3 separate regions of the Mus musculus genome follow, and regions 1 and 3 are each linked to region 2. A link is a loop called in an ENCODE intact Hi-C map of the cell type or tissue named here. Cell type or tissue: heart. All regions are shown on one strand. Each heading gives the region's core, and the rest is flanking DNA. Links, peaks and the distances in the headings are about the cores only.

Region 1 (7,877 bases), core at 2,389-4,888, 110 kb after region 2:
CCGCGCGATGCTCCCACCCTGACCAAGGCTGGCCAGAGAAGGCACAAGGGTGGTTCCTTGGGACCAGCCGGTATCACCTCCTCCAATACTAGCAGAAGACCTTTGAAAAAAAAGGAGAAAAAAATCTCCCCCATCCCGGACTCTCTGGTTTCTCCCTTCTAAAACCTAAGCGAAAGCAACCATATTAGCCCGGGCTGCCAAAGGGCGGGGACACCCACCTCTTGCACTGCGAAATCCCCTGGTTCTCAGTGCTTGCGTTGCGGACGGTGGCTGCCCAAGGGCGCTGCTGCGGTCACTGATCGGACTGTGAGTAAGGGCGACTGTGGTTGCTCCGGCCCCCTGCCCATTCCAGGTGCTCAATTTATAGTCCGGGAAAGGTGTCCCAGGCGCCCAGGACCACCCCTGATGTCTCCTCCTCCTACCTCCTCCAGCAGCACAGATAAAAGGTCCCAGCCCTGACCGCGAGTAACACTCGCCCAACCCTTTCTACCGCGGGGGCGGGGCACGCCGGGTGGCTCCGCCTCTCGCCTGATACCCGGGCTAAGGCAGGGCGGCCCAGCAGGGCAAGGCAGGGTAGGGCTGGGAGGATGGAGCGGCCGCACCCCAGCACCAAACCCAGAACAAGCTGTTTGGGGGAGGGAGGGCGAGGCACTGAGCCCAAGGAGCCGCCGTCCAAACCAGAGGGCGGACTGGCGCGCGCGGGCTGGGCGGGCTTGGCGCGCACTCTCCGGGTGGGATGACCGGAATGCTTGTGTGTCCGGGTTGCAAAAGAGCCCCTCAATCCTGAACCTAGAGTGACTGCAGTCCGGAAATTTAGCCTCGATTTATTATTAGACGTCGGGTAAGAGGGATTCACAGCTGCCCTGACTCCATACTTGGGAATCTTATGTAAGAAGAGTTAGCAGGACATGCCGGATGCACGTGGACATGGGGTGCTCCCTCCACGGCCCAGGTCGTGGTCAGCTGCAGGGGGATGGGAACACTGAGGCATTTGCTTCCCTCCTGGCGGGGTCTTTCCTACTACTGCTGCCAGGTATGAAGAGCACCCTGGTCATCTGATCTATAGTTTTGTGTCCCCCACCAAGAGATAAGAGCATGGCAATGGAGTGTGAACTTGGGCCTTGTGGCCCTTTTGGCTATCAAAAAGACTAGGAGAAGGTGGCAGAAGTTAGGACTGGTGTTGGGTATATCTTATCATTTAAAGAAAAAAAATGGGAGTATACCCAATAACTTTCTGGAGTGTGTGTCAAGTGCTCCTTTCAAAAGATAGTTCTTAAGCAAGGGTTACTTAATAAGCCTAAGCTGTGTACCATAGCCCTGGATCTACCTTTCAAGTTTTACACTTGAAACTCCTCTTTCAGGTTCCCAGCCCTGAGCCCATACTCATTTCCCATCTCATTTCCTTTGCCACATCCCTCAACCTCCAGTCAGCTCTTCCATTCCTCCAGATAAGATGACTCAGGCTTCTAATTTTAAATTTCTTCCCACTAAAGTCTTCGGGGGGAAGTTTTAGTATGGCATTCCCCTGCAAGACAAAAAAGCGCCCCAAACAAGGAGAGACACTTATGCATGTGGGTTTGTTTGTTTGTTTGTTTTTTCTTGAAGGACTGGTACTGTCTACCGAAAATCATGTCTCTTTTCAATTTTGAAGGGAACAAGAGCTGATAACAGACAGAAAAGTCATTGGTAACTCTAGAACCCAGACTGGCAAATCTCCATCTCCCTCTGGTTTACTGGTTCTAGATCATAACCCATGCTTCCAATGCTTTCTTATGTATGTATGTATGTATGTATGTATGTATGTATGTATGTATGTATGGAGACACAGTCCCAGCCAGCCAGCCAGCTTGATTTGGAACGACAGCTACTCATCCTTCTGATTCAGTGTCCCATGTTCTTTTAAACATGAAATAATGTTTGTTATCTGCCCCGTGGAGCTAAGGAGATCAGTGGAAAGAAGAATGTAGATGGGAAACATGCATTGTGTAAACCTGACACATAACAATAACCTCAGCCTTTCTCTTCTTATGCCCAGATTTGAAAACTTTTCCACCCTCTGTTTGTCAACAAAATGGAGTGTCTCCCATGAGAGAAAAATTTCCAGTGTTGCTTTAGCAATAAAAAGGAACTTCTTCTTGGGCTATGGCAAAGGGTTCTATTAGGGTTCAATGAGGTATCGGCGGTAAAACTCTTCACTGTGTACACTGTAAAGTACTTAGGGCTTCATCACAGTTTAGAGGCATTTTCTGCCAAGAGTCTGAACCCTTAAAAATAGGGAAATAGGCTAAGATGAACCAGAGAGGACCTCACCCTCACCTTTACCACTTCTTCTGCACAGAGGTGTTCAAAACAGTCCAGGCTTGTTTTAACCCTTATGGCAGACAAGAGCCAAGGAAGAGAGCTTTAGAAAAACACATTACCTGGTTACCAGTAGTTGATGTTTCTCATAACTTAAAATGTAGTTTGACCCCTTCTGAGACCCAGACCCTCTGGATATTTTAAGTATGCACCCTAATGAAAATTTGGAATTGCTTTGGGTTATTAAATGCTGGAATCCTGCCTTCTTTTCTCTAACAGCTCCCAGAAAACGGAAATCCCAACTGCCTAGTAAAGGCATCCCACTTTGAAAATTAGCTAAGCCGTGGAGAAAGCCTCTAGCCCCTTCCCTTTGGCCTCCATCCTTCATCTGGATCAATTTCCTTCCTTCTGCTTGGATCTTCTAGTGTCTTGACTCTCGGTTGCTGTTCTTACACATTTCTAAAACTCTGCCAGGTAATGGCTCATGCACCTGCCGGCAAAACTTCCCAAACCGGGCCTCCCAGCTCCCCCCTGCCCACACAATAACTCACACCCACCGGGTAACTTCAGAACGAAAAGGTCCTCAGGCCAGAGCTCCGGGCCCTTGGAATCACCCCATCGCCACCCTTCTTGCCCCAGCCAATCAGAAAGCTTCTGAGAGACTTATGCAAATGAATTTTTGGCCCTAGCCAGTCAGAAGCCATAAACCCCTCCCCCCAAGTGTCCTCTTTCACCCTGGCCCTGAAGAGCTAATGGCAGGCGTCCCTGGCAACCGGCCTGCAGCCAGTTTTCTCCTAAAGCAAGGCTGTAAAAAAAATAAAGAACGATTCCGGGGGTCACATGGGTACTAAACGGGTTGGGCCAGGCCCAGTAAAAACTAGGCAGCTTCTCTGGTTGCTCCAGGCACCTTCCCTATCTCGATCTGGAATTGACAGAAAGCTCCCAGCGACCTGTCCAGGATTCCTTTTGCCTAAAGAGAACCCTAGTAACGATCAGTTGAGTAAATGGCTTTTGAGTACTGACTTCAGGTGAGGCGCCAAGGTCTCTCTTTTTCTAACCAGCGTGCTAGATTCCTGTTAGAAGCCTGGTCTGAGATCCTGCATCCCCTCTACGTTGTCCTAAGCTCTAACTGAGAAGCTCTTAAATGCTGAATGGTAGAATCCCTTCTTTAATCAGTAACCAGGAAGTGATGCTTGACTGGCTCATCATCCCCCTGTAACCCCCCCCCCCACCTCAGTCAATTCGCAAATTACCCTTCCTGTTGCGTCTCTTTGATGGCTTAGGAGAACAAGGCATTTTAGAGGCGAACAGAAATTGCAAAGCAAAGTTGTGAGCAAAAGTGAACTGGTGGAAGAAGAAGGAATGAAGAAATAAAAAGGTCTGGCTTGGGGTTGGACAGAAAGTAAGAATTTAAGACTAGAAACCGCCCCCAAGCCAAGACAAAGGAGAGTTTTGATCACACTGATACAAAACTTAGAAGCAATATCTTCATGAAAACTGTTCTGGAAATATGACATTTGCACTCTCCCTTTAAAGACCATGTAGTCCAACCTTCTGCTTGTATTGAAATTGCTCACAACATCTCCACCAAGTGGTCACCCTTGCCTACGTTTTGTGCTTTCCATCCTCTGGTATCAGGTCAATGGTTTTAGAGCTCTTCAGAAAGTCTTGAAGCACATAGAGGCTGGCGTGTGAGTCTAGCAGTGGTCTCCCTGAGTCCACTCCATCTCAAGTCAGTTACCTTCAGTTCTTGTAACAAATTCATGCTTTGGGTTGAGCTCGTCCTGGTCACTGTCTTTGGAAGTTGTTTGGGCATGTCTACAAGTTTCACATCTGGACCTCATTCCAAGTACCACCTTTCCTGGGACAAAAAGGAGTGGTGAAAGCACCTATTTTATTGTAAATGGTAACTTTTCTAGACCTAATTCTCCAGTGCCAGATGCAATGCTCTTTTACTACGCAACAAATAAAAACTTCTTAGAATGCTGCCTAGCATTTAAGGGACTTGTTTTAATGGTTAGGTTACATTTATATGTTGCTGTATATGCAACAAAACTTGTGTATCCTATTACTAAGTAGAAGAGATTTTGTGGACCAAAATACAAAACTTTCTATTACTTTTACCTAAGTAGATTTTGGATCATTACTTCAGCATGTTTCAGTAGTTTGAATTCTGATTTTGTGCTCTATTACACTTGGATATTACCTACACATTTGTTAACTGTTCACTATATTCATCCAAACTACTGGTAATGGGTACCAGTGAGTACTGTACAAAGAGCAAAGTGGGATTAAACATCTGGAGAGCTCCTTCAGAGGGATATCAATTCATTATTTAGTATTTTTGGCGTATTTTTTTCCAGTCAGCTATGAATCCTGTTAATTATACCAAGATCCAGAAGACAGAATAGTATGAGCAAACTTGCTAAGTGTTCTACTGAGCTCTCACGGTAATGACCACCTTCCTTCTTATAGAGTTAGAGAATATTTTTGTAGTGTTACAGATCAACCACTGTTACATGATATATGAACTAGAAATAGGGGCTGGAGAGATAGTTCAGTGATTAAGAACATTTGCTACTCTTCCAGAGCACCCAAGTTCTGATCCTAGCACCCACATGAGGTGATTTACAACTACCTGAGACTCTAGCTCAAGAAGGATTCAATACACTCTTCTGACCTCTGTGGATATAAAATAAATAAAACAGGAACAGTGTCATGGCAGAAATTCTGAGTATAGGGAAAATTATATATATATATATATATAATATTAATAATATATTATATATTATTTATATTATATTAATTATATATTAATAATAATATATAATATATAATATAATATTATATATTAATAATATAATATATATATTATTTATATTATATTAATTATATATTTATATATATATATATATATATATATATATATATATTCGAGACAGGGTTTCTCTGTATAGCCCTGGCTGTCCTGGACCTCACTTTGTAGACCAGGCTGGCCTTGAACTCAGAAATCCGCCTGCCTTTGCCTCCCAAATGCTGGGATTAAAGGCGTGCGCCACCACGCCCAGCTGAAAACTTACAGTTTTAATGAATAACTTTGGTTTTGTTCTTAGCAATTCTATTTATTTGAGAATTCTACGTAGATAATGATACATTAAATTTTAATATAACAGGTAAAAAGAAGGGCAAAACCTGTTGTAACTTTTTAAAAATACCAAATAGGAACTTTTATATGCATACCTATATGTGTGTAGCAATAAGTTATGCAAAAAGAGCCCATGAATTCAAAAGATATGGGAGCACTTTGAGAGAGAAAGGAAAGATGGAAATGATGAAATATTATACCTCCCAAAAAATAAAAGAAAAAAATTAAAGCAATAAAATAAACTTAATTATTTAGTTTCTTCAAATGCCAAGATCCACTTAAAAAAAAAAAGAACAACACTCCCCCCTCAAAAACAAAAACAAAAACAAAACTGAAGGACTGGAAGGGGACAGCATTTGGAGCTTAAATAAATAAATAAATAAATAAGTAAATACAATGAGAACGTTCCTCTTTGAAATCAAATTCATAGTTTAAAAGTATGTAACATAAACTTAAAATAGGAAGCAAAGATGAATTAATTACCTACTTCACATGATCAAACTCTAACATCATTTGCATTTTATTGAGACTATATTGTTATAAATATATTACCCAATGGACACTTTCAAATGTCCCATCAGTAAGTATCTTATACAGTATTTATTTTTCTGACTCAAATAATGAAAGAAACAAAACCTAGATGCTATAATCTAGAGACTTCATCTATATTTTATTATACTGTCCAGATAGAATGTGTAGGCTAATCTCATAATCATGAGTAAGAAGCAAAAGTAATATGCAAAATTAATAGGCTGAAATTGATAGTAAATAAATTATATAAGTCTGTAAAAAAAGTGTGACTCAAAAGAAGTAATAACTATAGAAGATTTTGATAAAAATAGGAAAATAATAAATCCTTAGGAAGACTCATAAAATGAAATTGCCAAGTTAAAGAAAAAAACTTGAATTGAAATATTACTAGAAAGCTAATAAACTAAGTAGCAACAACAAAGAACAAAACAGGTCTGCCATCCTTGTCCACATAGAGAGCTTCAGGCCACTCCAGTTACATGGTGGGACTGTGTCTCACAATGAAATCTACAATAACTAAATAACAATGACATGATGATGTTTCTTCAGCAAGGTGTTAGATGCTTGTCAAATGGGGATGTTCAACTTGTGAAAATGTGTCAGACTGACACATTTGATTGATTATTTCCTGCATATATGTTATGCTTGATTTTGGAGAGCCACTTCTAGGAATTTGGCAAGAATTTGACATTGGGCTGGGGCAAGAAAGTAGGCTCAATTAAATACAGCCAAAGAATGGATGTAGTATTCCTTTTATCTTGGTCATCCTGATAAACCCCTAGACTTATCAGTGGTTTCAAGACAGGGTTTCTCTGTGTATCCCTAAGCTGGCCTAGAACTCAGAAATCCTCCTGCCTCTGCCTCCCAAGTGCTGGGACTAAAGGCTGGGCCCCTGTGCTAGGCGTGTACTTTAGTGGTACAGCACTTAACTGATTTGTATGAGATTGTATGTTCAATCTTCACTACCATAGAAAGAAAATTCTGATTTTTATTGGCTCTTGGATCTTAGTGTTAAAGAGGTGACATTCTTGAAGGTGATCCTATTAAAGGAATGTTTTTCTATAACTCCCTAAAATCTATTTCTAAGTAATCATTTGTATAGCACATTTATGCATGGATACTCACCTTTGTCATTCTGATTGATCGCTTATGATTGGAAATACTTAAAAATATCTCATATTGGGTATTCTTTTTGTAATCTCTCTCCTTCTAAACCTAAAAATTTAAAGGAGTACATTAGTTGAGTTGTCTCCCTATGCCTTCCTATCTTCCCTGAATCTGATCAGAGACCTATGTTGTCTATGTAAGCTTTTAGCTAGGTTGCACAGATTTTCATAGCCAATTAGCTTGCAAAGATTGCATTTTGTGTCAGCATTAGTCTTGAGCAGTACAAAATCCAACTGGAACATATGATCAATTTCTTTGTCTCCTAAATGATACCACAATTACTAGAAATTTGGAAATAAATTTATGAGTATGCCATTAATGGGTACCTTGATTTTGTTCTAATTATCATTTTGTTCCTGGAAAAAATATTAAACAAGGAAACCCATTTTTAATTTTTAAAACTCTGAGTGCCATGTGTAATTTCATTTGGTGCAAAGTGAGCGATTATCTTGGCCAGAATTATAACAACACTCATGTGTGGCATAATTTGTTCAGCAGTATTTGTTGTAAATATTTATTTAGTACTACATGGTATCCATAGAAATGACCCCTTGATTTCTCCTAGAATGGACTCAAATGTCTTTCCAATTCTGATTTAAACTAGTTTCAAATCTAAGCAGGATTGCTGAAATGATTTATGTAGTAATTGGATCTAGGTTTTTAGAAAGAGCAACCTTTGATTAGCTTAGCAAAAATATCTGTTAAGTAAGAGGGGAAAAAAAACCGAGAATACTGT
Region 2 (7,877 bases), core at 1,995-4,494:
TTCCTTTCTTCCTTCCTTTTTTCTTTCTTTCTTTCTCTCTCTCTCTCTCTCTCTCTCTCTCTCTCTCTCTCTCTCTCTCTTCCTTTCTTTAGATTTATTTATTTTATTTCTGTGACTAAACTTTAGCTATCTTCAGACACACCAGAAGAAGTCATTGTATCCCTTTACAGATGGTTGTGAGCCACCATGTGTGTGCTGAGAATTGAACTCAGGACCTCTGGAAGAGCAGTCAGTGCTCTTAACTGCTGAGCCATATCTCCAGCTCTTCTCTCTCTCTCTCTCTCTCTCTCTCTCTCTCTCTCTCTCTCTCTCTCTCTCTCTCTCTCTCTCTCCCCCTTTCTTCCTTCCTTCCTTCCTTCCTTTTCTTTTTTAAACACCTTTATTTACTTATTTATTTTAGGTATATGAATACAATGTCACTGTCTTCAGACACACCCGAAGAGAACATTGGATCCCACCATAGATGGTTGTGAGCCACGATGTGGTTGCTGGAAATTAAGCTCAGGTCTTCTGGAAAAGCAGCCCATGCTCATAAGTGTGGAGCCATCTTTCCACCCTCTAGAGCTTTATATTCAACTGAAGAAAGATTTAGGCTCATTACCATTGACATCAGTCTTGATGCATAGGATACACACACTAAACAAAGGCATTGCTTGATGACAAGTTAGAAAAGGCAAAGAATCCAGCCAACCATGGATCATCTCACCCTTGGTAAAAATAACTCTTAGAACCTTTTAGGCCCTTGGAGATCATTCAAAGCAAAAATGCATGCAAAAGTAGTTGCAGACTTCTGTTTAAGCACATCCAAGGAAAAGACCTTAGCTTATTTTCAAGAAACTCATCCCACACACCCATACATGCACTAGCTATAAGGTTAGTCCTTCCTTGTGGCTTGAAGTGTCTCTTTTTTCTTTCCTTCCTTCCTTCCTTCCTTCCTTCATTTTTTTTTTCATTTTTTTTTCTTCCTAGCAGGATCTCCTGTATCTCAGACTGGCCTTGAGGTCATTGATTACCCAAACATGACCTTGAATTGTTTTTTAAAGATTCCAATTTTAAGGAAACACAAACACACCCGTACTATTCTTTACAAAGCAAACAGAAATTCCATCACCAAATGCATCGAAAGTCATGGTCTTACTATAAGTGGGCTCCTCTGTCCAGGGAAATCCAAGCACTCGAATCTCTGGCATGACACGGAATTTACTGAATCACTACTAGCTGAGATTACAGGCATGTGCCACAGCAGAGGGCTTAAAGTGGCCTTCTTTTAATTTCTATCTATTGGCCCTTGTTTCACATACTGGGATTCATGGAAATGAGACTTTTACAAATATTTTAAGTTCCTTTTTGGAACCAGAGAAAGCGAGGTTCATTCAAAACGTGAATTGAAGAAGGATAGAAGTAGAAGAAGCTAAAGATTTAGGGAGAGGTGAGTACTGATTCATGTTTTAATTTCTAACTTGAGATTTCTTACTAGAACTCTGTTCTTTCAAGCTTGTTGGGCTTCCTGATAACCAAGGAGGTTGTGCATAACATTCTACCATGTACTAAGGTCATTGTGGCCTCTACCTTCTCTTAACTCAGTGCCCTTCTACTCTGGTAGTAGATAAGGGCAAGGACTAGCCTATCTATTGAGCCCCTGACTGACTATCTGGGATGTGATAATAGAAAACAAGCATTTTTTTTCTAAGTCAAATTAACATATTTAACATCCAGATGCTAGTCTAGCTACTTCTTTGAACTTTGGTTTACTCAAATGTAAAAGCTTTCTTTTAATACAGTCTCTATAAATGTATATTTTAAGAATTAGTTAAACCCATGAATATGAAGTACCTGACACCATTGAAGGTATGCACAAGATACTCAGTAAAATTCCTTTACCTAATATTCCTAGCCTTTCATGAAAGCATGGATACTCAGTCATGAAAAGAGCCTTCAGTGCTTTACCATAGAAGGACCTTCTCTTACATTCTAAGTCCAGGCTTCTTACTTTAATGCCTTAAACTACTGACAAACCTTGAGAACGTCACTGGATTCCTCTGAACCTCATATATTATGTTAGAATCTTCTTAGACTTAGGTATACATTAAAAATACTGGAGTCAAGATTCCATCTTTCTGAATCTTCACCAATAAAGCTCTTGACAAAACACTAGGCAGCCCTCCAGTCTTCCATATCTAAGTTAACTCCATCAGAGACATTTTTGTTCAGGTTATGTGTGTGTCTAAGTATGTCCGTAAAGCCTTAGCTGTTTTGGCTGCATTTAATATAAATAACTTTCCCCATCTTAATGCTATCCACGCTGTCTAGCCTCATGTGATTTTCAGGATGCCATGGGAATTTAGCAACCTGTAGCATTTATCATCCTAATTTGTCTTTGGGAAGAGGCATTTACAAACACAGGCCTGATAACACTGTTCGCAGCCTGCTCAGGGAAACAGGACCATGTTTTGAGGTCAGCTTATAACTGTTTGGGCACACTGTTGACACTGTTGACACAGTGACCCTGCTAATTGTCTCTCTGGAAACAGCTGGCCCTGCCCCCTGGCATGCAATGGATAACCTGATGTTTAGAAATGTGTGACCAGGGACGGTTGTGTTGAGAACCTACCAGACTTTGGTGTACCCTAAAACAGTTAATTTCACCTCTCAATGAACAATCTCCAGCCCAATCCAGTCCAACACCTTTGACAGTACATGCCCCAGCTTGGCAAGAATACCAGCCCAGTCCGTTACCTGTGTATCTAATCAGTGAACATTTACTGAACATTCTCTGTTTCAGCTATTGTACAGAGCTAGACAGTAAATTAGATTTTCTCTTGGACCTGCAGCCCATATTTCTGCCCACGGTTCTCTGGGGAAGTTGGTGAGAACTTTTGCTCCCAATCTAAAACCCTCCCCACCGAGAGCACCCCAATGAGCCCAGTCATAGAATCCCCTAGAGAATATAAGTCATTTGTCCTCTTCATGAGGCTGATATGACCCCACTTCCCACAGCCCAAGATCGATCTGGCTCATAGACAGATACATTTTTCTGTGAGATCTATTATCAGTGCAGCTCATTCATGGGGAAGGCATTCGTTTATTCCCCCCCCCCCTTGCCCCAGAAAAGCAGGAAGAATAAAACAAGAGCAAACTGTCCACCTGACAGCGCTTAGGATAAATGAAGAGGCTGTGGGGATGGGGAGGTTGACACAGCCCCTTAAGAGGAAGAGACACAGAAGTAGTGTCCTTTTGCAGGCTTCATGGCATCCCTGATTTGAGACCAAGGCTAAATAAGTCTGACAAAGTGGTTCATCAAAGCAGAAGTGAAACCCCACACCTATTGGATCTCATTAATTCTCCAGACTGGTTTATTGTCAATCTCTATCAGTACAGCCCACCACATGGTACTTTCGTCGCTCCACAGTTGACTCAGCTGTCCATCTATTGGTGGTGTGACTCTGTTCCCAGAAATAATGTCACTGTTCCCACCACACTGGCCACTTGCTGTCTGCTGAGAATCCTGAAAGCCCTGTAGGTGGTGAGCAGGACAGCAACTGGTGATTCTCATTTACCGAAGGCCTTTCTATTTTTAAATTTTTGAAAATACTCCACGCTAAAGTTTTCTTACTCTCGTCCTTTGTGATATTTTTAGGCCATGCAAGTGCTTTAGAAAGCATGCAGCTTGCTGGGAGCTGCAAATAGATTTTCCCTTCACCTGCCAGTCACGATGTACCGCAGGCATGTGTCATGTGGAGAGCTGGTCCTTTCCCTCCACCCTCTCCTATAGGCTTCACTTCTGTGTGTTGCTAATCTGTTTAGAAATCAAAGGCTCACTAGACTCAAATGGGAAGCCCAGCCCCCTGGCAGCCTGCAGGGGTTATTATAAAGCCTATCTGTCCTGTACTGTGGGCTCACTGGGAGCAACTGGCAGCAGACAGGAGAAAGCCAGAGATCAGGGATCTGAGCTGGGAAAGGCGATTTGGGGTGAGAGGAGGTTGGGCAGGGGCACAAAAGATCAAGACTTGAAACATGAAAGCAGCCTGGGGATGCTGCAGTCATGACTGTTTTCAGAGAAGGACAAACAGAAGAATTATCAGAGATGCTATGCAGGTGGGACCAAAGGTCCACTCAGCTCAGGGTCTCCTCTGTTAGGAGTCATGCAGGAGCTTCTGGGAGCAAGAGAGAGGGTTGGAGTGAGCAGTGAGCCATTCTTCTATCATCTCCCCACCATTTCTGCAGGTCCAGTGAGAGGTTATACAGATGTCTGGCCCTCACTCAAAAACTACTGGAAATGAGTAGTTCTCAGACTCCTCCAGGGCATTTTTAAAGGGTGGCCCCTAAGCCAGCAACACCAGCATCACGTTGTAGAAAAGCATTTGCTCGGACTCCATCCCACAGCTATCAATTCAGATGCTGTGTGAATGGGGCCAAATGTCCTGAGTTTTCACAATTCTCTCGGAGATTCTGATGTGCACCCAAGCCTGACAGTCACTGTATAGGGGAAACAAGAAGAGGACATCTACTGAGGAGCCGACTGAAGTTCTTTAAATGTGTAAGGGAAGAGGGCAGAAATATTTGGACTCATAGTCAGCTCTTATGTTAATATATCAGAAATGAAATGAAGGCTGCCAACATCTAAAAATAAAAAGGGCTTACAAGACCCAAGGGGAAAAGGAGACATTTTAAGGTGAATAGAATATAAACAAGACCCTATTTGATGTTCCTCATGAGGAAGAGAATTGCATTTTCAGTTGTGATCAGTGTGTGGTGTTTTGACTAGGAAGAGACATCTTTAAAGATGATGTTAGAAATTGCCAAGTTCATGGCTAAGATAAAAAATTCAGGTGACAGCAGATGCTGGCGAGGATGTGGTGAAAGAGGAACACTCCTCCATTGCTGATGGGACTGCAAGCTGCTACAACCACTCTGGAAATTAGTCTGGTGGTTCCTCAGAAAATTGGACATAGTACTACAGCAATACCACTCCTGGGCATATACCCAGAAGATGTTCCAACTTGTAATAAGGACACATGCTCCACTGTGTTCATAGCAGCCTTATTTAATAATAGCCAGAAGCTGGAAAGAACCCAGATGTCCCTCAACAGAGGAATGGATACAAAACATGTGGTACATTTACACAATGGAGTACTACTCAGCTATTAAAAACAATAAATTTATGAAATTCTTAGGCAAATGGATGGATCTGGAGGATATCATCCTGACTGAGGTAACCCAATCACAAAAGAACTCACATGACATGCACTCACTGAGAAGTGGATATTAGCCCAGAAACTTAGAATACCCAAGATACAACTTGCAAAACACATGGAACACAAGAGGAAGGAAGACCAAAGTGTGAATACTTTGATCCTTCTTAGAAAGGGGAACAAAATACTCATGGAAGGAGTTACAGAGACAAAGTTCAGAGCAGAGCCTGAAGGAACACCCATTCAGAGACTGTCCTACTTGGGGATTCACCCCATAAACAACCACCCAACCCAGTCACTAGGCAGATGCCAACAAGAACCTGCTGACAGGACCCTGATATAGCTGTCTCTTGTGAGGCTATGCCAGTGCCTGTCAAACACAGAAGTGGATGCTCACAGTCAGCTATTGGATGGAACGCAGGGCCCCCAATGGAGGAGCTAGAGAAAGTACCCAATGAGCTGAAGTGGTCTGCAACCCTATAGGAGGAACAACAATATGAACTAACCAGTACCCCCAGAACTCGTATCTCTAACTGCGTATGTAGCAGAGGATGGCACAGTCAGCCATCATTGGGAGGAGAGGCCCTTGGCCCTTGGTCTTGATAAGATTATATGCCCCAGTACAGTGGAATGCCAGGGCCAGGAAGCGGGAGTGGGTGAGTTGGGGAGCAGGGTGAGGGGGAGAGGAAGGTATAGGGGACTTTTGGGATAGCATTTGAAATGTAAATGAAGAAAATATCTAATAAAAAAATAAAGAAATTGCCAAGTTCTCCCCGAAATTTGTTCATGAAAAGTTCTGGCTAGCTGGAGTGGTAACTTGATGGTAACGTGCTTCCCTAGAACGTGTGAGGCCCCTCGGTTCCTTCATTAACACTAATAAAAAGCAAGCTTTGTCATATGCACATATTATCATGATCACTGCAGTTTTGAATAGAGAAACAAGAAGGCAGACTTTTTTTTTTTTTATTAAACCATGCTATGAAGTAAACTAAGGTGGAGGACGCCATCCTTATTCATCTCACAACTTAGCTTCTACTTTACTGAAAAACACTGATATTATCAGAAGTGAAAACTACACACAGGCCTGCTGTCAACTTCCTTACCTCCCTGAGTCTCTAATCTTGACTCTGGATTCTCAAGAGCAAGACCTTCCCACAATGCCTCTACCACCACTGCTTTCTCCTTGGGCTCCAGGTCTTATCAGCTCTCATCTCAAAGATATCCTACCTGCAGTCATGAACATATCCCCTCCAGGCTAGTATTATCTGCACAGAACTATCCTGAACTGGCTGGGTATCATGGAACATATGTATAACCCCAGTACACAGAGCAGAGCACAAAGTAGGAAGGTTTCTAGGTCAAAGTCATCCTGAGCTACAGAGCAAGACCCATCTTGAAAAATAATGAAAAATAGAGGGTGGGGGAGGGAAACTACCACAAACTGTTGCTCGCCAGTAACAATCTCTCTTGATGCCACCACTGTCTCCAGTTAGGACTCCATCTCCCTGGTGAAATTTGTAGTTAAGTTAAAATGAAATGTACCTGTCTTTGCTGTCTCTACCTCATCTTTTGTTGTCTTCCTGGACCCCTTTCCAATCATGCTTCTAGCCTCATTTGCCACATTTAAATTACCCTCTCCAATGTTAGCAACTCCCAGGCTGGCACACATCTCATGTAGCCTAGCCTCTCAGCAGCTTTGGACAGAGCTCTCCCCTCCCACCCCCCCAATGACCATGCCTCTGTCTCTTCCTTTCTCTCCCTCCTTCATTCCTGTTTTTAACTTTGGACTATTATACCCAGATCTCTTCGTGAGACTCTTGCCCACTCTAGCTGTATCTCTTGCCAAGCTGAGTTGGTTTGGCACTGTGCCTTTAAATATAATCCACCAGAAAAATCAGAAAACATCTAAAGACCAGCCACACCTGTTTTGTCATTTCCTCACTCTGGTCCAAAACCATGGATTAGTGCCTTATCTTCTATGACTCTTTCCTCTTCTCAGTTGCTTCCTTTAAACAGCAGCTCAGATCATGTTGTGTCTATATTTATTACCTCAAGTTGTCTTATTTCACAACCAGCAAAATATGTATGTATACCTAGACTTTTATGACACTGCATGTGTCCTGACTTCCTCTTCCACATCTTCCCTATGACTATTGGGTTTCAATTCAACCTGCTCCAACCCTGGGGACTTTGCATATGTAATTGTCTCCACATAGAATGCTCTTGCCATCCTATTCCAGATTTCTTCTGTGATAGTCTATACTAACAGTCAATTTAGTAGGATCTGTGAGGAATTTCCTCCATTATGTTAAGTGATATGGGACAACCTCTCCTAAATGTAGGTACCACTCTGCCATGGACTAGGATCTCCAAATTCATAAAAAGGAGGAACTGAAGAGAAAGAAATTTTCATCTCTGTCTGCTTCCTGTCTGTGGATGCAGTGAGAATAGAATAGCTGCTTCCAGCTCTTGAGACTGTCACCTTTCCTGTCACAATGGTCTGCATCCCCCTGAAGTATAAGCCTAAATCAACCCTTCCTAAAGTTGCCTTTGCCATCAGTGTTGCACAGCAATGAAACGAGTATCTAAGACATCATCCTCCATGACTTTATCCTTATCTCCCTACCTCACTGGGGAAGTCTTGCCACACTTCTCAGTCTATTTCACTTCATCATTTATCCTTCT
Region 3 (7,877 bases), core at 2,389-4,888, 62 kb after region 2:
GTGGCTAGAAAGGTGGCTTAGCAATAAAGAGCACCTGCTGCTCTTATAGAGTACCTGAGTCCAGTTTCCTGGCCCCACATGATAGCTCACAACTCTCTATAATTGTAGATCCAGGGAATCTAACAGCTACATTTTGACTATCATACAATTGTCCTGCTTGCTCTGAACAAATCAAGAAAGTGTTCACACACATTTCATGGAAAGTATATTCTCTGCCCTTCCAAGCCTACTCTCCTTGTCTAAGAACTTCCCCCATTATTATATTTAACTTATTATCATTTTGGAAACTATTGTGTCCTTGTGAGAAATTAGAGGTCTTTAATACCCAAAATCTAGGCTAAATCAGTGGGAAACCTCCATGAGTTAAAAATATAAGATGATGATTATTTCTGAATAAGACAATAGTAACTGATGACCTGAAGTGGAAACTTATGGGTTCTTTGGAAAGTTAGTTGTGTTAGATGGAACACATGAAGGAACATTTCACTGAAGTAGACACAGTGAAATGCTAAGGTCGACTTTTCTGTGAAGGAACATTTTGCTGAAGTAGATGGAGGTGAAAGGATGTTCTACTGAAATAAACACATGAAAAGATATGTGATGAAGTATTCTTTATTTCACTGAAAGATACACAGCCAAGAACTTCTGAGATTCCTGCTGGTCCCTCCTACTGACTTGTTCTGAGGCTGAGGCCTGACTGTCTCTGCTAGGTCCTGCCACCACAACTAATTCCTGTTTACCATCCTGACTCTACTAAATTGGACTGCTGGTATATCCAAAAAGTGTTTACCAGAAGATCAAGCTGCTGCTGCTGACCTATGGACTGAACTGATTTCCTGACCACCCAGATGAGATTTACTCCAAAAACCAATTTCTAAACAAGTCCACTTCCCCTGTATCCTTTCTTTTCCACTAATCTCTGGTGAGTGATGGAATAAAAAGAAGGCTAAAACGTGTAAAAACCATCATTAAAAACAGACACAAAAAAATTGAAATTACAATGACTAGCATCCAGTAGCAAATTACAGCAGGCTGGACTGGAAGGTCAACTACACTTGAGCTCAGCTGATATGAAACCTATCCTCCAGTCTAGAAGGTAATGTGTGGGAAAGAGACAAAAGACATTTGGAATAAAAATGGGCTAAGTTTGGATATCAATAATGTCACCAAATTTTCTTGGATTCTGTTAAAATTGTTACCATTGAATTCAGCCCCCAAGTCTTCTGTATTTAAATACTTTTTGTATTTGTTAAAGTATTCCCTTAATATAGCATGTATCTTCTTTAGTTTCCCTTTATTTAATTTCTGCCTTTCATTTTTGTTTCATCTGACCACCATAGGAAAGGCTGGAGACAATGCAACCATTAAGGCAGGATGTTGTCAATGGGCGTCTTTGTGGGCCTGGAAATGAAACAGGCAGCAGTCAGTACCCTAGTAGGGAATCATATAAATTTTCCATTGAGAAAGGGATGCTTATGTGAACAGAAACAATCATCCCTAAAGGCTCACTCCCAGGGCAGCACCAGAAGAGACCTCAAGAGATTACAATGCATAACCGGAGCGAGAAAACGTGATTTGTGGATTCCCATGTTATAAAAACTACTTCTGTTGATTTTCGGTAAATGTCATGTGAAATAAATTGCACTATAGCTTGAAGATTGTTTTGCAAGTAAAAATGTTTAGGGTGGCATTTTCCTTTAGAGGAATAAATTGATATTGAACTGAAAGGCTTGGACAGTTTTTATTTGCCACATACTTGTTCAGCCCACTGTGCATACATGTTAGCCATGTTTTCCTCTCCATGCTAGAACACAATAAAATCTATGACATTTGAGCACAAGGGTTACATGTTATCATATAGCTGTCGCTTTGCTTCCACATTAGAAAAGAAATGTTTTCCCCTTTGGTTTCCAGCTATATTCACAGTCCAAAAATATTGTTTCTTATTACTTCAATAGTAGGTGATCATTTGCTACAAATCCATAAACCAGCTTGCATCTATTTGTCTTCACATGATAAATCACTCTGTAGCCATAAATAATAAGTTTTTGGACCATGACTTTTTTTATGGCTCAAAGGCCCTTGCTCTGCAGTGGCTAATTTCAGCAACAGTTTTTTAGTTCCAATTTCCCAGGAAATAGACCCTGAGAAAGCACTTAGGTTCAGACAGTTTCTATAGAGTGTAATGCCAGGAAACACCGTGGAGAGAAGCTGAGGGAAGAGAGAAAAGACCTGAAAAGAAGCTGCTTTCCCCTATGGGCAAACAGAGCTCAATTCTACTGGGAATCCATTGAGGAAACATGTATCCCCAGAACTGGCTTGCCTAAGGACATGGAGTCTGCTATATTGGTCTATTAAATCCCATTTTTGTTGATCAAGGTTTGCTTCTGGGGATCCTTCTTCCCCCAGCATTTCTGTAAATTCTCCTGCCAGGAGACACACAAACTTCACAGGTACCTAGAGGAAGGTGCCTTAAGAGGAGTCCCAAATGGCCACCTGCTGGTATGCACAGGAGCTCCGAAGCACTGTAGACAAATTCAAAGCTGGGCCAAGAGGACACAGCAAGACTTCAATAGTGTGTGCTATACCAGCAGCCATCTATTACAAATATTAAGTTAGCAAATACGGTGTTTCAGTGTCATGTCCTTTTGTGTATGCATGTGTTTGGAAACAGTCTCATGTAGCCTAGGTTTGCTTAGAATTATTTATGTCATTGAGGGTGGCTTGGAACCCCCTCACTTTACCTCCTAAGGGCTGAAATTGTAAGCCTGTGTCACCATGTTTTATGGGGTACTGGGAATTAATCCTGGATTCTTACACATGTCAGGCAAACACTCTACTAACTGAGCTATATCCCCAGCATCAATGTCAGGTCTTGAAGTACTTTTGGCTATGTTATTTACATATCCCATTAACAGTCCTGAGGATAGTTTTAGTATTGCTAACAACATAGAACAACAGGGAAAGCAAATAATCAGGTTACTGTTAGATGGTTCAAAATAGCCCCAGCTGCTGTTGCAAAGCCCAAATATTGCCATCTCTTCCTAATAGTGAGACTAAAGTTGTAAGAGTTGTTCCCAAATATACTCTTAGAATGTCTGGTGGAGTTCTAAATTTTCAAATTCCATTTTCTCTCTTTATTGGTTTCCTTTGGAAAAAAAAGTACAAGAATCTTTTTTTTTCTTCTAAAAGCAGACTCTGCAGAAGAACACATCCCTGCTTCTCCAGAGACAGTGAAAGGTAACTTTGCACAGTACAGTCATTGTTATATAACGCGGCATTGGGGACACTGAGTGCTTTCTATCAATAGTCTCCCATCTCCCGTTTCAGTGGTGTTGACAGGAAAGCCAATCCAACTTTTGCTGGATTTTGTGTCTGTCTTTTATCATCATTCATGACACTCTGCAAAGTGACAGCTCCAATGACACAGTGGTATTTGTCATTCCCACTTCTGGGTACACTGTGGAAGCTGAAAACTGGGTAGAACGTTCTGGACAGCAGAAATCATACTCTTGGATCACTACATATAGAACCTTGCATCTCTCTTATCTCTCTTCAATTCTGCTTTGGGGCTTCCTTGCACATATTCAAAGCCCTGGGGCAAAGTCAGTTAACAATGTGTTTTTATTGATGAGATCTGATCACCATGATGGAATAAACAAAAAGTCAGAGAGAGAATTGTTTTCCTGAAACCAATTTTTCCATCCCTGTTAGTGAACAACTGCCTGATGGGTACCAAGGAGTTACCAAAGTACATTGCTATGTGATTTCCTCAGTCTCAACCACTCTGGTTGGTCCTAGTGTGATGCAGGCTCAACATATGACTCAGTAATATTTTTTTCCAGAAATAAGTAATAAAACCCTTAGCTTAGATTAACTGCCATACAACAAATATCTTGACCTCTGGCCACAATAGAGTCTCCCAATTGTAAAAGTTCAAAAAAGAAGTAGGGAAAGTCTAGAATATGTTTACTCATGTTGCCCAATAACCTTATGGAACCAAAACCATGCAACATGGAGTACACCTTCTATTCAATAGGTTGCTCCGAAGCATTCTAACCAGGTTCAGATTATCCATCTTAGTTGCTGAGAATCAAGGACAGAGAATTTATCAGTGAAGTTTACCCAATAAAACACCAGGTAACTATGCACACACAAAAAATCCATGAAATATAAATGTAGACATTTCTCTATTGATGATTTTCCTAGTGCATAAGATACTGGTACCACTAGCTCTTATTTAGATAGACTTGACAAATAGTGACCACAGTCTGGCCAGGGTCTATAGAGCTGAGTCATATTGTCAGTGCTGTTGTTTGAGGTCATCAACTTAAATTGCTAGATTATGTCATATAATGAAATTCAACAAAATACTCAGAGAGGACTCATTTAGTTATTCTAAACTTTTTATTTATTTATGAAAAGGCTCAAGAAAATAGTCCTTGAAGGGTAACATCCTTATGCTTCATGGGAATAAGGTACGCTCATAAATTCATGAAAGCTGCTTTGCCCATTGCATTTTCAGAGCTTGGGTTGGGTAGTGTGAGCTCTTCCTCAGTTAAGTCTTGGTGGTCCTGTGGGCTTTCTAGGCCTTCTGGGGTTTCTGTGCAAGCTCTATTTACACTGCACTCTATGCTGGCACATACAATGTGTACGAAGAAAATTGTCCATATCAGATTGGGTATGTCCAGTGGTGTGCCCATTGAAAGCCCTCTTCTGAAAAGAGAGGATAATCATGACAGAAGGCCTCTCAAAATCCCCAAAAGACTAGCACCAGCCTGATATTCATATATCCAAATCCCACATCCAAGCTGAATTCCCCTCTCTTCCTGTTGACCTTCAGTAATCTATATCTGGAGCTTTGAGTTTTTAAATAAGCTTTTCTTGTTCTATCTCAGACTTAGCAAAATTATAGCGACTGAGTTATAAATAATAGAGTTCCCGTGTATCTCATGTCTAATTTTTCTTATTACAGGTTTTTCCATTAGTGTGGTATATTTGTGTGATTATAGGTGATAAACTGATGTTGATGTATTAATGGTAACTGGAGGCATATTTCATTCAGAATTCCTTTTATTACTTTAGAATCCTATCGCTGATTGCAGGTTACATTTAATTATCAGGTATTATTTTATGATTTTGCTTATATGTGTATATGTATGTAAGTTCATGAGTGTATGTGCATGTGTATATATGAGTGTGTGTGCCTATGTGCACTCAGAGAGCATAAAAGGATATCAGATTTTCTGAATTGGAGTAATAGGCTTTTGTGAACTGGCCCACTTGTTAGGTGAATGCTGGGCTCTGAATCCAGGCCCTCATGATTGATCAGTAAATGCTCTTAACCATCAAGCCATCTCTTCAGCTCATATCTGTCATGTACCTTTAAATTCCTCTTGGCTGAGTCAGTTTCTCACATTTGCATCGACTGTCATGTCCTTAACAGTTTTGAATAACACTAGTTACGTGTCATATAGAACAGCCCTCTATATAGAATTTGCCTGATGCTTTCTCATCAGTAGAATGTAGTTTTGAATTTGAGGAGAATAACCATAGATGTGAATTGCATTGTTATCACATTACATCATATCATCAAGGAGACTTATTAACAACATTGATCACGGTGGGTATTGACACTGATCACCTGGCTAAGATTGTATTAGGTGTCTACACTCTAAAGTTACTTCCCACCCATCTTCTCCATGTTGCACTCTTTGGAAGGAAACGATATACAGCCTACATGGAAAGAAGAGACAGTTGTGTTCTGTTCCTTTAAGGGCAGAGTACTCACGTAAGTTCCTTGGAACTTATGCAGGAGATTTGTCTCTCCTCTCCTATTTATTTATTTATTTGTTTACTTAATTACTTATATCAGCACAGGCTCATGGATATTTATTTTATACTTTTTATTCCAATCAATATTATTTATCTTGTTCAAATTTTCCCAGCATTGCCCACCTAGAGTACTTTCAGTTAGCGTTGTGTCCCTTTGATGTATTCCCATCAAATGGATTTTTGGAGTGTTTCATTGCATTCTATTTTTTTCCCGCTACAAGATGCTGCTCTCAGTTCAACTTATACACTTCCTGCCCAACTTCAAGAGAATTATTTTTCTCTTTTCATTTGTTTGTTTGTTTATTGGAAAATTCTAATAAGAAATGAAAATGTAATCCCTAGGTATGCTTTCAGTCCTTGGAGGTTATCGCTTCATGTTCTTAGCTGACAGGACAAACAAACTCAAGGGACATGAAGCAGTGTATATTTACATCTGTTGTAATCATACATACACACACACGTGTGTGTGTGTGTGTGTGTGTGTATAAACATAGATCCATGTTGGCATATCCAACTGGAACTCATTTAGGGCATGGATCATTGTAGGTTTCTCTCTCTTCTTTTCCCCTGTAGGTTCCATTCCAATAGTGACTCTACCATCCACCATCAGTTTGCTAAGTGACTCTGTTCAGGTCCAGTACCAGAATCAGAATTATTAACATAAATCACTGAGGATATGGGATTTATGTGTAATTCTTTATCCCTTTGTCCTATAGAATCAAATCATTCTTAAGTGACTTGTTAGCAACCCTTTTCAATGAAGTCATTGTATACATTTGTAGTACAGTTAGTGTTCTGTAGTGTTGATTCTCTCCCTAGTTACTTACTTATGGGCACTTTTCTTCAACAGTTACTCAACTAGCTCAAATTTTTCTTAATATTTTATTTATTTGATCAAACGTAGAATGCACGAATAATTCTAAAATTGCTGACACATGTACACCAAGCGAACCTCTTATATAGGATAAAAGGCTTTGATGGCATGGTTTTTCCTTACTTCTGAGGTGAAGTTGTTTACACTACACCAGACAGAGTGAGCTTACATGCCTGATTGGGTGCATTTTGACAAAGGCAATGGATAATCACATTAAGATGCAGAATATTTCCATCATCCCAGAAAGCTCTTCCAATTCTTCACAGTTAAGTTTTTCCTCTAGACATAGCCCCATCCTGATTTTCTTTTCAACACAGATTGGTTTCCCAGTTCTAGAACTTCATGGAAATGAAATAACAGTGAAATATGAAATATGAAATAACAAATATGAAATATGAAACATGAAATAACAAATATTTGGAGCATGGCCTCTCTCACTTAAAGTGTCTGTTAGAGCCACCCATGGTTTTCATCTTTTTTTCTTTTTTTCTTTTTTTTTTTTCTGTAGCCTTTCGATAGTAGTTTCTGCCAATGAGCTCCAGCCAGTGGGTGCTGGCAATGTTTAACCACTAGCTCTCTGAGGGAGAAAAACAACAACAACAACAACATGATTTGTAGCATTTGCTAATTTTTGCAGTGTAAATATTCTCACTATTGCCAATTCTAGCTACTTTCAAATTTGTAACAAATAGCTCTTGAGCATGCTGCATAAGGCAGCCCCAGAACATTGCCCGAAGCATAAGCTCGTGCTATTGTGTTATTTTCTATAGTACTATATAGCAAAAGCAGGTGGAGAGCAGAGGAATAAGAGAGGGGAAACATAAAAAGAGAGAGAGAAGGACACAGGGTAGGGGACAAACATGATCAAAATACATTTCATAGGTGTATAAAATGTCATAATGAAGCACATTAATACTCATAACCAATATATGCTAATAAAACATGTTAAAGTGTTTAAATGTAAAAATTCTTTTGATATCAGTAAAGCAGTCAGACACTGGAGACCTATTCTATACCACACTTGATCAGGTTCATATTTCAAAAAAAAATTTTTTTTTTAAATTCTGCTTTCCTTTCTCTATATGGTAGCTACGCAATTGCGGGTCAGACTTTATTTCTGTGGAAGTTCATACCGAATTTTTAAGTAAAACCCAATACCTTGGCCCAC

The links. A loop is a pair of places that touch in the nucleus more often than their neighbours do. Peaks named below come from ENCODE experiments on the same cell type or tissue, not always from the same donor. Only the 100,000 strongest peaks of a DNase experiment are listed, where the experiment ranks them.
Region 1: it touches region 2 in a loop (2.0-fold over the local background); 4 of 42 quality-filtered maps call a loop at or near these places.
Region 3: it touches region 2 in a loop (5-fold over the local background); 3 of 42 quality-filtered maps call a loop at or near these places.

The regions. Positions count from the first base shown.
Region 1 is chrX:10,710,046-10,717,922 of GRCm38, reverse strand. It overlaps Mid1ip1 (Mid1 interacting protein 1 (gastrulation specific G12-like (zebrafish))), which reads right to left and starts at 558. Exons shown (of 2, transcript NM_026524.4): 1 at 219-558. In heart, for the core only: a CTCF peak has its summit at 3,891; a DNase peak (open chromatin) is centred at 2,992; H3K4me3 peaks cover 1,225 bases; H3K27ac peaks cover 1,052 bases.
Region 2 is chrX:10,816,330-10,824,206 of GRCm38, reverse strand. No RefSeq gene overlaps it. Among named protein-coding and RNA genes, the nearest start is that of Gm33984, 64 kb to the left of the region's middle. In heart, for the core only: a CTCF peak has its summit at 3,533; a DNase peak (open chromatin) is centred at 3,696; H3K27ac peaks cover 1,369 bases.
Region 3 is chrX:10,754,524-10,762,400 of GRCm38, reverse strand. No RefSeq gene overlaps it. Among named protein-coding and RNA genes, the nearest start is that of Mid1ip1, 41 kb to the right of the region's middle. In heart, for the core only: no CTCF peak of the experiment used is centred there; no DNase peak of the experiment used is centred there.